Regions from separate parts of the Homo sapiens genome. Here region 1 is linked to region 2. Evidence: chromatin loops called from intact Hi-C (ENCODE). Cell type or tissue: PC-9. All regions are shown on one strand. Links, peaks and the distances in the headings refer to the core of each region. The heading gives the core; the rest is flanking DNA.

The links. Peaks named below come from ENCODE experiments on the same cell type or tissue, not always from the same donor. Only the 100,000 strongest peaks of a DNase experiment are listed, where the experiment ranks them.
Region 1: it touches region 2 in a loop (9-fold over the local background); 1 of 110 quality-filtered maps calls a loop at or near these places.

What each region holds. Positions count from the first base shown.
Region 1 is chr6:56,728,626-56,733,032 of GRCh38, reverse strand. The region is part of intron 5 of DST (dystonin); the gene reads left to right. Among named protein-coding and RNA genes, the nearest start is that of DST-AS1, 110 kb to the left of the region's middle. In PC-9, for the core only: no CTCF peak of the experiment used is centred there; a DNase peak (open chromatin) is centred at 2,242; H3K27ac peaks cover 3,718 bases.
Region 2 is chr6:56,807,097-56,811,503 of GRCh38, reverse strand. All of the region lies in intron 4 of DST (dystonin), which reads left to right. Among named protein-coding and RNA genes, the nearest start is that of DST-AS1, 35 kb to the left of the region's middle. In PC-9, for the core only: no CTCF peak of the experiment used is centred there; a DNase peak (open chromatin) is centred at 2,253; H3K27ac peaks cover 2,662 bases.

The DNA of each region.
Region 1 (4,407 bases), core at 189-4,188, 79 kb after region 2:
AGGTTGGCAGCTTTTGGACCTCAAAGTTAGTTTTACTTAGAGTCACACTTGGAGGGCATCTTCAAAATCTTCTGGTTCTGTTCCCTCGTTTAAAAGTAGGGGAAACTTGCCACAGCTGCTACTGGTAGAGCTGCACTTGAAGTCGTGAAATGAGAATATGAATTCAAATGAGACGCTGTGTCCAGTGTTTGACTTCTTTGAGCACTGCAATAGGTTGCAGATCCCAGCAGGTTCCCCTTGGATGTGGGGTTGTGTTTACTTTTCTTAACTTATTGTTTCAACTATTTGCTAATTTTTGTGACTTAGGAAGTTGTGATTTATGTAGCTATAAAAAAGCATATACACAGTGCTCAGGGTTGATACTGGCGTGGTCAATTTTTAAAAGTTTATATAACTGGCAAAAGTAAACATTGTGGAGCTTTTAAATGATTGTATAAGTTACTGTTACATTTATGTGCATAAATATTTTCTTCTTAAAATATTTGGTGAGGATTTTTTTGCTCTTCGATACAGTTTCTTTTGTTGTTTTTTGCTTATTTCAAAAGCATGCTCATTAAAAGGAAAAAAGTCAAAATTATAAATGTTTCTGGAAAATCAGTTAGAAACACAAAAGCAATTATTAGAAAAAGTTTTCCTGAAAACTCTGGCACAGAAGCTTGAAAAACAACCCATGATGTACCAAAATTAGCGATACTTGAAAAAAAGCCATAACTGGGGGATATTCCTTTTCAACCAAATGGCTGTTTAGGCCAAATTGTTGTGATGATCAAATTGCTTTTAACCAAGTGTATGCCACTCTATATTTTCAAACCATGGTCTCATTTATCTTTAAGCTTTGCATATGCTGCTTCCTTAGAAGAGGGTCCTTTTCGATCTCCACTTTCATCTGGCTGATTAGTGAAGAATTAACTAGCACTTGTGAACTAGAACCCATTAAAATTAGGAACATGAAACCTGATTAAAAATTTCAAGATTTTTAGTTCTTTGTTTTAAAAGTCCTTGTTTATCCAGAAAAAAGCAATCTCTAAAAATATTATTGTTTAAAAAGTTAAATATTTGATTTGTGACATCATTTGTTTTATTATATCATTTAAAATATCTAGATAGGGTAACAATGTCAAATATTAAAGCAACTTTATAAGAAAACAAAATTTTCATGATTATTAAATTCTTTCTAAGCCCAAACTTGCAACTTATGTATAAAAAGGTAAAGTAATCCTGAGACCAAAAAGTTTGAGAAATATTACTCTATGACTGTATGTAATAGGTTATTTATTGCAGCACTGTTATAACTGCAAGAGGTTGGAAATGACCTACATGTTCATCAATAAGAGATTGGTAAAAATAATTATGATACATCCAAACAGCGAAATACAACATTAAAAAGAATCAGGAGCATTAGGCCAGAAAATGAGATGAAACACATCAATCTCTTATTGATGGTTTCACTGAGTAGGAAGAGGTAAAACCATCTCTATTTGCAGATGATAGCATCTTGTTTAAAGAAAATCTCAAGGAACCTAGCATAATAACTACCAGAATGAATAAATGAGTTCAGTAAGGTTGAAGCATACAATATCAGTATTTAACAAACTATTGTGTTTCTATACACTTGCAAAGAACAATCCAAAAATGAAATGAAGAAAACAATTCTGGGCCAGGCACAGTGGTGCACACCTGTAGTCCCAGTTACTTGGAAGACTGAAGTGGGAGAGTCTCTTGAGTCCAGTCTGGGTAACGTGGTGTGACCCTGTTTCTTAATCTTTTGATTATCAAGGAAAATTCAGGATCAGGTCAGAGAATATTTTTCACTCAACAGTCCAGCAGATAACACTAAACTCTGTTTAGTCTCAGTGGATGACACCTAGCCCTCAGCCTGGCCTTCAACCACTGCTGCTCCATCTCGCTTTCCCACTGGCATCCTGGTGCCCTGCACACCCCAGCCCTGGGCCAAGGCTGCTTGAGGATGGGCCCTGAGGACTTTTAAAATGTAACCTTTTCTCCAGAAAAAAGTTAATATGGCCTTATTTTGTATTTTTCAGGCTAAAATTACATTTGTTTAAAGCAAATCGGCTAATTAATTAAAACTTGTATTTGTTGGTGAGCAGACATCCGTGGCTTTTTTCCAGATGTATTTAAATTTTAGTGTTCCGGTAGTTCAGTTGTATGACTAAGCCTGCCCTTGAAACTGATTGTTCTATTAAGAATGTTTTCCTTTTGATTCATCATTCTTCAGAATACTTTTAAGAATAAAGTGCAGTTAACACACAGATTATTTACCTTGCAAATCATGGTTTCTAGGTAAATTACTGGTGTCAGGAACATTTATATATTATTCTTTAGCATAATTTAAACTGCAGAACTAGAGTAAGAGCTGGTTGTTATTGGAAATACCTGTGTCTTCAGTTAGCTAAATTTTACCTGGAGAATTGTTCCAAAATATAAAATTGATGACATTCTTTTGTCATTTACAACATTTATTTCTGCCTCTTCTACCTATGACACTAGGTACTCCCTCTTTATATTAGAGGGTTTTATATAACTACTTGTTGTTACTCATCATGTGCAATTTGCTGTCTAGAAATTCATAGGACAACAATATGAGAAATGGCACCTATGAGTTAAGTACTGATTTAGCTTTTGCTTTTCTCGGGGAATGGGGTGGGGGACAGAGAAAGAAGGAAGGACTTTATTTTCTGAAGTATGTTAACAGCTATCATTAGAAGACTCCCTTTAATCACTTACTTGGGCCTGGAATTAGAACTTGAGCCATGAGAGACTGTGTTTAGGAGGAGTAGTTTAAGGGGATAAATGATTTTTAGGGGAAGATTGGAGTCCAGAGAAGTCTATATAATGTGGTTTCCTTGCATAGGATCCATCTAATTGGCAATTTATGGTGGAAATATATTCTTCAATACTGATCAGCTATATTTTAAATTTATTCCTTCACATTTGAAAGAGGATATTTGGTCTAAATATTTTTTCTTTTTGTAAACTTTAATTTATTGACACATAAATGCATTTGGAGAGGAAGAGGCCCTGGATGCCATTGTTGGACACACTCTGTTTGTTAGTCATCTACTTGGTTACTGCATGGGAGACACCCAACTGACTATCACAGATTTTATCACTGTTCCATCACGACTTTGGAAAGCTTAATTTACTCATGGCGCAGATATTCTTTGCCCACATAGTGAAGTCAGTGACTTCATGACTCCACCAAATCAATCACACTGTTCTTTATTTTCTGATTTGGTGGCGGGAAGATAATATAAATCCTCAAGCTGAGAACACAGTGGTATCTTTTAGAGAACAGAAAAAAAAGCTCTATTTCCTCTGTGGTTTTGACCATTGCAAAGTGATCGAGAATAATTTCACATCTGTGGGCTCAGATTAAATAGGGGAATTTTTTTTTTTTTTTTTTTGAGATGGAGTTTTGCTCTTGTCGCCCAGGCTGGAGTGCAATGGTGCGATCTCGGCTCACCGCAACCTCTGCCTCCCCGCAATCTCCGCCTCCTGGGTTCAAGTGATTCTCCTGCCTCAGCCTCCCAGGTAGCTGGGATTACAGGCATGTGCCACCACGCCCAGCTAATTTTGTATTTTTAGTAGAGACGGGGTTTCTTCATGTTGGTCAGGCTGGTCTCGAACTCCTAACCTGAGGTGGTCTGCCCGCCTCAGCCTCCCAAACTGCTGGGATTACAGGCGTGAGCCACTGCCCCCAGCCAAAATAGGGGAATTTTTGAAGCATCAACTTTATAAAGGGCTAATGAAAAATACTGCTTGGTAGAGTGTATTGCTTTGGGTTCTTAAAACCTACAAATAAGACTTTTTTCCCCAGACCTTAGATTTATGTTAGTAGTTCCTAAACTTTAGCCTTATCGAACTCACTTGGAAATATTTTAAACTTTAAAAAGTTGCAAAAATAAAGTAGTACAAGGAACACTGATAGACTGTTTACCCAGATTGAGCTCTTGTTAATGTTTTACCTAGTTTGCTTTATTATTCTCCCTTCCCCAGTCGTGTGTGTGTGTGTGTGTGTGTGTGTGTGTGTGTGTGTGTACTTTTTTTATCTGAACCACTTGAGGGTAAGTTATATATACCATAATCCTTTACCTCTAAATACTTCAGTATGTATTTCCTAAGAATAGGGTTATTCTGTTTTGGACCACACAGTTAGCAACTTCATAAATTTATATTGGTATAATATTTTAATGTCTGTATTTCAGTCTTGTTTGTTGATCTTTTACATCATCCTCTCTTCCCCGAGGGCAAGGACCAGTTCAGGGTCAGGTATTGCATTTAGGTGTCATGTCTCTTTAACCTGCTTTATTTGTTTATTTAATTAATTATTTTTTTTGAGACAGAGTCTGGCTCTGTCACCCGTGCTGGAGTGCAGTGGCGTGATCT
Region 2 (4,407 bases), core at 109-4,108:
GGATCTCATAATAGCACATTTCCTTAACATGTTCTGTTAGGAAACCAAGGCATAATATTGATGATGCTATAGCATCCTGACGTTTTACTTCATTCCATTCAGAAAATCCAGAGCTGGGTCCATGGCCCATTTCCTTCTGGTAGCAGGGGGAGAGGACCTGGCTTTTCTCTGGATCCCTCCCTGGTGTCAGCTGAGAGACTTTCCTGGCTTACTCCTTTCTCTACTGTCAGGGACCCAGTACTTCCTGCTTCGTCTCTCAGGTTGGGGCTGGGAACATGCTCCCCATCCTACCTTTTTTTTTTTTTTTTTTTTTTTTTTTTGAGACAGGGTCTTGCTCTGTCGCCTAGGCTGGAGTGCAGTGGCACAATCACAGGTCACTGCAGCCTCTACCTTCCAGGCTCAAGTGATCCTCCCACCTCAGCCTCCCAAGTAGCTGGGACTACAGGTGCATGCCACCATGCCTGGCTAAATTTTGTAGTTTTTGTAGAGATGGGGGGTCTCACTATGTTGCCCAGGCTGGTCTTGAACTCCTGGGCTCAAACGATCCTCCTGCCTCTGCCTCCCAAAGTGCTGGGATTTCAAGCAAGAGTCACCATACCCAGCTTCCCATTCTACTTTTTTCTCCCAGGTTTTTTGCTGGTCAGAACTCCTTGAAAACCTGAGGTGTTCCAGCCTGAAAGGAGGCTGTATCTTGTTCTTCTTAATGAAGATGACATGATGTAGCAGGAGGAATAAAACACATTTGGAGTCAGGATACCTGGAGTTACCCTGATACTGCCTTTTTTTTTTTTCCCTGTGAGACCCTGAGCAAATCATTTGCCTTTTAATTTTGGTAGGGGTGGTGGGTGTTTAGTGTATGTGGTGTGTAGTTTGCATTATGTTACATCTGATGTCCCTCACTGCTTTAACATTACATACCACATATTTCAGAAGAGGATTTGCAAATATGATCACATATTTCAGAAGGGGATTTGCAAATTATTAGGTTCTTAAAAGGTAGGAACATAAGATTTTTAACATAGAATTTATGAACTTTTACACATGGTTGAACAAGAAACTCCTTAGAATTCAGATGTTTATACTTGGGTATGTTATGAATAACTGACATAGTCTCAGTGTATTACTATAAAATGCTGCCATTTCTGGAAGGGGTGGTATCATGTTGTGTGTAGATATAATACATATATTTTTAAGAGATGGGAGTCTTGCTCTATCACCCAAGCTGGAATGCAGTGGCACAGTCATAGCTCACTGCAGCTTTGAACTCCTGGGCTCAAGCGATCTTTTCATCTCAGCCTTCCAAGTAGCTGGAACGTGCCACCATGCCTGGCTAATTTTTTATAGAGGTGGGGTCTTGCTATGTTGTCCAAGCTGGTCTCGAACTTCTGGCTTCAAGCAGTCCTTCTGCCTTGGCCTCCCAAAGTGCTGGGATTACAGGTGTGAGCCACTTTACCTGGCCCATAAATATATTATAACTAAAATTTGCTCTTTAACTGTTTACTGAAAGTACGGGTTGTCATCCTTTTATTTTCTATAGGCCAACACGTTTAGTGCTACTAGGAGACAAAAATAATAAAGTAATACTGATAGGTAAAAATGCTATATTTAAAATTCCTAAAAATTTGCATATCAAAATTTAAGTTGTTCATATAATTTCTTAGGGGAAAATGAAGCAGAAAGAAGTTTATTTAAAAGTTATACCCTTGTGATTGAAAATCTGTCTAAAATATATCAGTTTCTTTTCTTGTTCTAGTTCAAGGTGGTAAACATAATTAAGCTTTATTGAGTATCTTGCCACAGAATGAATCATGAATGGTTACGTTTACTATGATTTTATCAATGATCTATGTGGAAGGTGGGAGATTAAATTAAATGTGTGCAGGCATCAGCCAAAAATTTATTAAATATTTTAATGCTTTACATTTTTTCTTTCAGGTAGAACTATGAGAGATAGTATATTGCAGGCTCTAATTTCTTTGGTTTCTAATGTTTGACTATATAAGAATATAATCATCATAAGATGGCAATATTCATTATTAAATTTAATTTATGCTACCACTCAAATGGTTAGGTTGTGAAATAAGATTGTTTAATAGTGTTTGAAAGATTTGTATACCCCTGAGACTCTAGCTAGCACCCTGACTGATGCCCTGACAGAAAAAGATGATTGGAGCATTCAGAAGTTATGCCTCACTCGGGGAGGGGCAGTTGAGATTTGTTCCCTGATACCAGACCCATTCCTTGAATACTTTGTGACTGATGAGATTGACTTTGGAGTGGGAGACAGAGAAAGAATTTGGGGTGCGGTAGTATCTTGGAGGCTTAAGGGAGAGCACCAAGAAGCAGATCACAGGGCAGAAGAGGGATGAGTGCCTTTCAAGAGAAGGTGGGGAGGTTTGAGAGGAGTGAGTCAATAGTGTAGAGTCCTCACACAATCCTGCCTCCCAGCTGTTCCCTTTGCCATCAGATGCTGAGTGATTTGACATTACAGATGACCATGGAGGGCAGTGTGGGTGATGAGGAAGGCTGCACCGCACTGTGGGATTCACATTAGGCAGTCCAATATAAACCAGACTTACACCAGACTCATGCAACAAATTTGCCCACTAGCCATTATTCACAAATTACTGAAGTTATCACTGACTGATAAACACAGAATACCAGCAGGTGGGAGGAAATGTTGTCTAGTTTCTATTATTAGCTTGTGCTCCATCTGCTGATTATAAAAGTTTCACTGGTTCATTTATTTTAACCTCTCAATTGAATCTTACTGCAGGAAAACAAATTGTAGAATACATCTTACTAGTTGTGGGAAATCAAATTTAATTTGAATAGCAAAAAGTAAATAGAATGATATTTTATGCTGAATCTAAGTAGCCACATCCGTAGTCTTCTTTATTAAAGGAATGTTGGGTTAGCTCAATTGTGGATAATTTTATTATTTTCATTTAGGAAACAATTACAACATATTAGATAAATGGTAAATCATTTTTTACCCTTTCTTCTCCATGATTTAAAAAATAAGAATGGAAAACATGAATTTTACATTTTTTTCCCACTGCATTAAGTTTTATTATTACTGTGGTTTGTTTTTATTTCAAACTTTTCATGTTTCATGTCTCTCAACGCTTTTTGTCCTCAAACTTTATTGCTGGAGTATTTAATAGCAAATATAAACGATTCCTATAGACTTTTGTATTTTTGAGAAAAAAGTAGCAGCACGGACAATCTCAGTTGGTTTTTTTTTTTTAAACAAAGTACTGTTTTTCAAAAGAAACTATAACAAACAGTTGTGGACTTTGTTAGGGCTTGGGTAGGTGGGCCAGAAGTCATGGGGTGTTACTTGGATGACGTCATAGCTCAGGGTCTGGTTCTTAGCCCAGGGAGACTCACCCTTTCTAGGTAAACAAACTCCAAGGTGCCTGATGTTTAAACCAGAACTTGTTTATTAACGTATAGTGAAAAGAATTCAACAGCCAAGTGGTTTGGACATTCATGTTGGATAGAAGACTAGTACATTTTTTTCTATCAGAAAATCTGTATGAGAAGCCATAGTATGCCTGGAATTGGAAGTAATAGGAATTATGTTTTGACCAGCAAAAAATTTTTATTGGGATGAAGTCCAGCCTACCAATTTTTTTCTTTTGTGGTTCATGCTTTTGATGACATGTCTAAGAAGTTGTTGCCTAACTCAAGATTATAAAGATATGCAGCTACATTTTTTTCTAGAAGTTTTATAGTTTTGTCCCTTACATTTAGGACTGTGGTCTGTTTTGAATTAACTTTTGTGTATGATGCTAGGTAATATGCTAGTTACGTATGAATGTCTAGTTTTTCCAGCACTATTTGTTGAAAAAACTGTCCTTTCTTCCGTTGAATTAACTTGGCACCTCTGGGAAGAATCTGTTGACCCTATATTGCTAGGTCTGTCTGGACCCTGTTCAGTTCCATTGACCCGTGTGTTTAATTTTATGCCATTACCACACCATCTTGATGATGATAGCTTTAAATGTTGCAATCAGGTAATGTGAGTCCCAGTTTGTCCTTTTACGTAATTGTTTTGGCTAGTCTGTTCCTTTATATTTCCATGTAAATTTTTAAATCAGTTTATCAGTTTCTATAAAAATGTTTGCCATGATTTTGATTGTAATTGTGTTGAGTCTAAAGATCAGTTGGGAGGCTGGATGCAGTGGCTCACACCTGTAATCACAACACTTTGGGAAGCCAAGGTGGGTGGATCGCTTGAGCCCAGGAGTTCAAGACCAATCTGGACAACATGGCAAAACCCTGTCTCTACAAAAAACACACACCTCTAGTCCAGGCTACTTGGGAGGCTGACATGGGGGGACTGCTTGAGCCTGGGAAGCGGAGGTTGCAGTGAGCTGAGATTGTGCCACTGCACTCCAG